Regions from separate parts of the Homo sapiens genome. Here region 2 is linked to region 1. A link is a contact called in ENCODE Hi-C or POLR2A ChIA-PET data. All regions are on one chromosome and are shown on one strand. Each heading gives the region's core, a stretch centred on a gene start or an enhancer-like site at or near the end of the contact. The rest is flanking DNA. Distances are from core to core; before and after follow the strand shown. Region 1 overlaps CCDC170 (coiled-coil domain containing 170). Region 2 overlaps ESR1 (estrogen receptor 1).

Region 1 (4,069 bases), core at 681-3,180:
AATTGGCAGAAGCAAAAATCTATAAGGACAAATAGACAAATCCACAACTAAAGAGAATATTTTAAACATATCTCTTAGTATTTTGTAGATCAACCAGACAAAAATTTGGTAAGAGAGCTGCTAAAAGTGCTAAAATGCAAATTTGGTGACGTCACTGTGAAGAATAGAAATATGTAAAATATTTGGGATGTGGCTGTAAAAATTAACAGGATTATTTTTCCCCAATTACCCAAGGGAATAAATGCCTTTTGTCTATGAAATAATAAGCCAGACAAAAGCTTAGAAATTGTACTCTATTGGTAGGAAGTGAATTAGATGAGTAATTAAATGTTTCCCCTTGTTTTAAATTAAAATGCTTTATACTATTAAAAATAATGACTATCTAATTATGAGCAAACGTTAGACAAACCCACCTTGAAGGATATTCTACAATATGTTGACCAGGACTCTTCAAAAGTGTCAAGGTCAGGATTTGGGGAGACTAAGGAAAAATGAAAACTAAATGGCTTCTGGACTAGAAAAAGGACATTAGTGAAAAAAAAACTGATTATATTGGAATAAGGCCTATTACTTAGTTAATAGTGTTGTAACAATGTCAATGTCTTGGTTTTAATAGATTACCTTAGTTGTATAAGTCGTTATTATTAGGGGAAGCTGGCTAGAGGGCATATAGAAACTCTGTTTTGTTTTGTAACTTTTTTGGAATTCTAAAATTATTTCAGAATAAAAAAGTCTCAATAAATGATAACCAGTTAATCCGTTTACACATCCAACTTCATTTTAGCTTTAACATTTAGTTTCTCTTGGTATCTATCTGCTCTTTGACCACCTGGCTTTAGAGATGAGATAAAATCTTCAAAGAAAAGGTAGGGGAGAGCTTTTTGAATGCCAAACTTTTTCTTTGCATATTTTAAAGAGACTGCTTGTGTATTTACTTACTGTTACCAAATATAATGTGTAGTGTATTTCAAACAATAGTGAATACTCCTTGGTTTGTACTTGAATTGAGTTGACTAATAATTATAAAGACTTACTTTTTTCCATGTTCAAGGACAACTTGATTTTTTTTAATTGAAAAAGGGAGTAACATTTGCTGAGCCAGGAATTATTTATGCTATGCTCTTTTACCCAAGGTTTCCTTATTTCTTTGTTTTGCTTCCAACTTTCTTTCCTTTGATATTGGTGCTTTGGTGGCTTTGATCTAAGGCAGAGAAGTTCAAAGGCATTGCTGAGGCAGACCAGTAGCACCTCATTCTTTCTCTTACTGATACCAGCACAGCTATTGCTGATAGTTTATATATCTACATGTTCAGATATTGCTCATAAAAATAACTGTCTAAACCAGGCATGGTGACCCATACCTGTAATCCCAGCAACTCAGGATACTGAGACTGGAGGATCGCTTGAGCCCAAGAGTTTAGAGACTGCAGTGAACCACGATCACGCCACTGCACTCCAGGCTGTGTGCAGAGCAAGACTTTGACTCTAAAAATAATAATGACAATAATAATTAGTAAATAATAAATCAATAAATATCTGAGTTCCCTCATTAGTGCCATAGGGAGTGGGTCAGTCTCATAAAAATAAATATCTGAATTATATTTCTGAGTAACTGAAATGACTTCCTTTTCATTGACTGAATTTCCCTTATGCTTTTCTTCTTGAATCTTCCTTATTAGCTTCATATAAAAATGCATTTTTCAGCATATTAAGGCCATCATAGTCTAACCTCAATATCTGTGCAAGAAGGAACAATTTTAAGACTTGACTATAATTGTCCCATTTCCCTAAGTCTTTTCTACTTCAGACTAAAAGAAATGGATAGTTGAACACTGAAAAGGAACTCTTATTGTTGAAATCTTATGAATGTTTGGAGTAAGCAAAAATGAAAACTCAGGAGGAAATGGGAACCATAAATATTCTGCTTAGTGAATCATACATTGTATTAGTCACCCACTTGACAAACATTTATTGAGTCTTAGGCACTCTGTTAGGCACTGAAGATAAAGAACTTTTTTCCTTGACCAACTCTAAAATGAGTGCCCATTTTCAAGCAGGTGCTCTTTTAGATACGGTCCCCCTTTCACAAAAGTTATATCCGCGGCCAGGTGCGGTGGCTCACGCCTGTAATCCCAGCACTTTGGGAGGCTGAGGTGGGAGGATCACGAGGTCAAGAGATGGAGACCATCCTGGCCAACATGGTGAAACCCCGTCTCTACTAAAAATACAAAAAATCAAAAAATTAGCTGGACATGGTGGTGCGCACCTGTAGTCCCAGCTGCTCGGGAAGCTGAGGCAGGAGAATTGCTTGAAACCGGGAGGCAGAGGTTGCAGTGAGCCGAGATCACGCCGCTGCCCTCTGGCCTGGCGACAGGGCGAGACTACATTTAAAAAAAAAAAGTTATATCCTGGTGTGAGAAATAGATTTTTAAAAAGTAAACAAATAGACAAACAAGGTAATTTTAGAGTGTTAAGTCCTTTGAAAAGAAAATAAAGCAGAATAACAGGATGGAGATGGAATGGGGTGAGGGCTAAAGTCTAGTCTGGGTAGGGTGGGTAGGGTTGGCTCCCCAAGGAGATAACATGCTGAATTGGAATAGTCTTAGAAACAGCAAGAGCGGTGCCAGGCCCTTGGGTGGGAATGAGCTTGATGTGTTTATTTTTATTTTTATTTTTATTTTTTTGAGGTGGAATCTTGCTCTTGTCACCCAGGCTGGAGTGCAATGGTGCGATCACAGCTCACTGCAACATCCGCCTCCCAGGCTCAAGCAATTCTCCTGCCTCAGCCTCCCGAGTAGCTGGGGTTACAGGCATGCACCACCACGCCCAGCAAATTTTTGTATTTTTAGTAGAGATGGGGTTTCACCATGTCGTCCAGGCTGGTCTTGAACTCCTGAGCTCAGGTGATCCACCTGCCCCAGCCTCCCAAAGTGCTGGGATTACAAGGGTGAGCCACCGCGCCCAGCAATGTGTTTAGAAAGAGTGCAGTTTGTGGAATGTTCCTCGATTTGGGTATATCTAATGTTTTCTCATGATTAGATTCAAGTTAATCATTTGGGGCACTTTTGGCAATTGGATAAGAGGTGTGTTTTTCTCAGTGCATTGCAGATGGAACCTTGTGCCAGAAGACAAAAAAAGGCTGCAAAACTGTTCCAGATTCAACAGACTAAATATACTTGGCAGCTACATGCAATGCATTTATTGTTTCTCTAAGGAACATTATTGAGATAATTGGTGAATAATATAGTGTCATTGTTAAATTTCTTGAATTTGACAGTTGTATGAAGAGGAATGTCCTTGTTCTTAGAAAATACAAGCTGAAGTGTTTAGAGGTAAGGGACCATAGTGTGTGCAAATTGCTCACAAATGATTCAGCAATCATATTGTAATATACGCATAGAGAAAGGAATACATCAAATGTAGCACAATGTTCTCACAATTGGTTAATCAAAGTGAAACATACTTGAGTTCCTTGGATTATTCTTGCAACTTTTCCGTAGGATTGAAATAAAAATGAAAAAAAAATTATGTGCCAGGCAACAAATGGAGTTAAAAAGTAGAAGGCATTGTTTCACTCCAACTATGGAGCTTACTTACAGTTGAGTTAGGTAAATAGTAATTGGTAATAAATAAAATTTTTACCAATTTTACCAATAAAAAATAATTGGTAATAAATAAAATTTTTACCAATTTTACCAATAAAAAATAATTGGTAATAAATAAAATTTTAAAAAGGAAGAAGGCAAGCATCACTAGAGTAAATATATGGTCTCAGAGAAGGACCTAGAGGGACAGACACAATGAACAAACAGAATTACACAGTGTGCTGTAGCAGACCAGGGAGGGACGAGGGATGGGAAGTTTTGCTGAGGTTACTGGGGCAATGGTGGTGATGGTCAGGGGGTAATGCTGACCTTGATGTGCCATCAGGACATGCAAATGATGGTCACTAGACGGTTGGAAATGTCAGTCTCTAGTTAGAGATGCAGATTTGGGAGCTACTAGATACTGGAAGTGGCTGAGATCGCAGGAGGGCATGAAGTAAACCGGTGAGAATGTCCCAGTGATG
Region 2 (4,128 bases), core at 947-3,446, 560 kb after region 1:
GAAATGTTTATTTGTAGTTTTCAACCAGATACGATCTACCCACTCCAAAGGCATAATGTCATAAATAGAAAGAAACTACTGACACACGTTTTAAAATAACCTACCAACATTGCAGATTCCTTATAAAGGTAGAACCATGCTAGCCAAATAGACACATGAAAAATTGTAATTTGGCATTGAATCAAATGGCCTTTGAGCTAAAATTTTTGTATGCTTTCACAGATAGGATGTTTTTATTCAAATGGTACATGTATATAGACATATGTTAGTTGATAGTTATATTATGTCTGAAAATAAGTAGACCAAGTAATTCTGTTAAGAAATTGTGACCAATTCCAGGCTCCAGATAGTAAAGAAAGAGGGTTATTTGAGACAGACCATGTTTCTGGTCAAAACTGACTAGCTAAAAATATAGTTGGCTTAGAGATAGAAAAACCTGTTTCTAAAACAGAAGAATGTGGAATGCAATAAATTGTCCAGCTGAAAGAACATTTTCCATTTGCTCTATGAAGTCTGATTCTACTGCCCCTTCGTATTTATTTGTTTGAGAAAGCTTAGCTAAGAGCAACATCTGTTTTTTGTTTTTGTTTTTGTTTTTGTTTTGTTTTTGTTTTCAATGTAGTGAGGCTGGCTGTTGTATAAAGAGTTACTCTATGTCACCAAGATGGAAACTATGGTTCAGCCTGAATTAGTGCCCTGACTCCTCCTAGCCTCTTGGTATTTGGATCTAAGCTCTAGCTCTACAGCCTCTGGGACCTAAAGCTCACATTGGGTATCAGCGGTACAGCAGCTCCCCTTAAGCTCCACCTTTCCCCCTGGCTCTAACCCCACTTTGTGCCTCATCCCTCATTCTCACATAGAAATCATAGCTATTTCGAATCTCTGGGCCTGACTTAGTTTCTTATGCCATTAGACATAGTCTCAAATTCCTCAATAGCTGAATTGCAGCTTGTATTGATCACATACATAGAGAATCCGCACTTCCTTCTCTTTCCACGTGTTTTTGTCTCTTTCTGATGAGTGCTGATCCCTTCCCGCTTCCCCTAACAATTTTTTACTTTTCTTCCCCACCACTGCTAGGAACCTGTGTTGCTTAATGGAATCAGCCCTTCCTTCTCTTTTCTTGTGTTTTTGTCTCTTTCTGATGAATGCCAATCCCTTCCCACCTCCCATGACAATTTTCCACTTCTCTTCCCCACCACCACTAGTAACCTGTGTTGCCTAATGGTTATCACAGTAATCATTCTCACTTATCAACTAATAAATGGAAATCTGTACTATTACACTAGGCAAGGACTGAATTACAGAATGAAGTCCCATGATAAATGATGTGATCCACACTAAGGAAGTGATTACCACTCCATTCAGGTTTCTGTTTCCACTCACGTGCATTGTGCTTTTCATTTCAGTCGTTTGTCCTGTACATTGTAGGGTCCAGATCCCACAATGGCTCTTTATTGGATGAGAGTTCTGGGAGCAGTGCCACTCAGCTACATGGTGCCAGGTCCTGAACCTGTGCCTTCTTCGGTGGAGGGCTGGCACGTGCTGACAGCTTTCATGTGGGCAATCTGGGAACTTCAGAGAAGGCAGGCCTATTAAGTGTTAAGACTCCCCACCCCGAACTTTTACTGAGAAAAAGTACCCCAGACAGGAAGTAAAATTAGCCAGAGTTGTATGATCCACACAGTGGATGCTCTGATCTCAGTAATAAAAAATATTTCCTCCAGATCCATATAGACTTTTCCTGCATTATTGTTTTGTTTCTGTTCCTATGGCAGAGTGAGTTTTTAAAACTATTATGCAAGAAATATCAGGATTTTTGCCACCAAAAAGTTGGATTCATAGACCCAGGGTTTTTACAACCCAGGGGGAAAAAACTTTCAGCCCTCACAAGAAAGTATTTTATTAAAGACTGGCACCCAAACCTCAAGACTATATTTCTCACTGCAGGATTTGGCCCCTGTCTGCCTCCTTCTCAGACTAGTTAAACTTTCATACTCCATCCTTGTTCCTTCGCTTCTTTCTTAGGATCTTCTGTGCACTTCTTTCTTAGGATCTTCTTGGCACTTCTTTGCTCTTGAAGGGCAGAAACGCTATTGTAGAAATTCAAGGCACTGTATGCTGACATAGTTTATAGTTGTCTTTTTCATGAGATAACACAGCGGCTGGCAGCTCCTCTTTTCTATCAAGGACAGTACTGCTGGCTCAGGAGAGCAGTAAGCAAACAGAAGCTGTCTCTCAACCCTGTACAAAGCGAAACCACTCTTTTCCCTACAAAAGTGAGCTGTGCCCCAGAAAAGCGGATCTGCTGCTGAGCAGGGCTCCTCATGTCTCCTATTGTTCCTGAAAAACAGCATCAAAGAGGGCAAGACTGACACACAATGTTGTAGCATTAGGAGCCTTTTTCAGAATAAAAAAGCAATCAGTCATATGAAGCATGTGGTCATACCACAATCAACAATTTTTCTCCACAACTGGAGATATGGATTTTTCTAAAAGTCCAACTGATTCATGGCCCTGATACGGGGCAGCTCTACCTCTCATGAGACCAATGACCAAGTGACTCTGACTCCAGGAATCTCTGACAGAAGCCAAGCTGGAAACGGCTCAGGAAACCTGAGCTAGAAGATGCCTTTCTGACACCTGGGAAACAAAACCTCAGTGTATGGAGGAACCCAAGGTTTTGTGTTGAGCCCCAGTCGCCAAGGTCTGAGGAGGCTGGGTTTATATTGGCCCCGATTTTGTGGCCGAGGCACAAGGGGAATTGAAAGGTTGTTGTGAGGACCTGCTCGGAATGTCTTTCTGGAAGTTTGGAGAGGGTCTCTCAAATGCCAAAATTTCCATGGGAAGCCATTTTCACAGCTGCTTGGGAGTGGGAGATATTCGTCATCATTTCTGCCCCATTTAGAATAATTTATTACTTTGCTTGCAAAAACCCGGAATCATCCATAGGACACACGTTGTTTGTTTTTCCACTCCACACCAAAGGACAGAGGCATTCCTGGTTAATCCAAGATGCCAACTTCAAGACATTCTGAGAACTAGCTGGACAGAGCTGAAGTGTAGGGCAAATCAGAACAGAAGTGATGGGCCCAGGGCAAAAGCCCGTGAAGCAGCAGCTGCGGAGGAAGGATGGGAGCTGGAGCTGCAAAGGGGGCCATGGTGGAGACTCTGGGCCTGCCCACAGTATCCCCTCTGCCCAATGGGAATTCAGTTTTCCTGCATATCATTCAATTATTTCTCATTTTTCTAGGCCTAGCTCACCTTATTCGGGAAGTTTTGCGACTACCCCAGTCCATAATGAATTTCCTCTCTAGACTATTTCAATTCTTACAGTCACTACCACACAGTCTAGGATTTGGTTAGTTGGTTGATTTCATTCATTTATTCAATAATTCAATGTTTATTGAGTTCCTACTATGGACTTTGTGCCAGGTATACAAAACTGAATGTTACTGTTGTGTGGGGTTTTTTTCTTTGCATTTTTAAAGTTAACCTGGATTTTTCTCTCACTCTTTATGCATGTATTTCCTAATCTCCCTATAAACTATTTGTATTTTTTTGGATTCCTCACAGTCTATTTAGCCTGTGGACTGTCAACAGATGTTACATCATTCAGTCATTTAATAGATGCTTATTTGCTAGACATGGCCAGGAGGACCTGGAAAGTCCTCATTTTTCCCATCTGTTCTTACCATTCTGAAATGTATCATGCTCTTCAGTGCTCCACAGATCTAGATGATATCAAATTATTAAATGGAAAAAGCAAGACCCATCTCCTTGGGTTATTGTGGATAAGGGGGAAATTGTGTAGGAAGTGTCTATTGCAGTTCATGGACCATTGTAGGCCCTTAGTCAACAACAGCTATCATCATCACTGATGAGAATCTCTGGCTTAAACGGAGTAGGTTCATGCCTTTTTTCAGTGTAATGAAGTGTTTTAGTTTAAAGGCCTTTAGCAAGGCTTACAATAAAAAAAAGTGGGGACTCCAGGGTAACACCAACAATAGAGACGACCATGGCTGTTATCCTGAGACTATTAATTATGCCACGTAATTAGATTTAGAGAAAACTTAGAGCAACATTTATCTTGTGGATAATAATTGATTGTGATTGGGACTTACCGTT

The links. A loop is a pair of places that touch in the nucleus more often than their neighbours do. ChIA-PET counts read pairs that join two places held with the same protein, here RNA polymerase II (POLR2A).
Region 2: a map of CD4-positive, alpha-beta T cell shows a loop between it and region 1 (3-fold over the local background). The contact joins two enhancer-like sites. A Hi-C loop is called at or near these places in 1 of 168 maps with a recorded cell type or tissue (CD4-positive, alpha-beta T cell). POLR2A ChIA-PET finds 5 or more read pairs at or near these places in 1 of 52 experiments (activated T-cell).

The regions. Positions count from the first base shown.
Region 1 is chr6:151,500,786-151,504,854 of GRCh38, forward strand. The region is part of intron 1 of CCDC170 (coiled-coil domain containing 170); the gene reads left to right. Among named protein-coding and RNA genes, the nearest start is that of CCDC170, 8.8 kb to the left of the region's middle. Within about 2 kb of position 1,931, at least 2 of the 41 ENCODE cell types and tissues checked have a DNase peak (open chromatin) inside an H3K27ac peak, as active enhancers do.
Region 2 is chr6:152,061,160-152,065,287 of GRCh38, forward strand. The region is part of intron 6 of ESR1 (estrogen receptor 1); the gene reads left to right. Among named protein-coding and RNA genes, the nearest start is that of ESR1, 260 kb to the left of the region's middle. Within about 2 kb of position 2,197, at least 4 of the 41 ENCODE cell types and tissues checked have a DNase peak (open chromatin) inside an H3K27ac peak, as active enhancers do.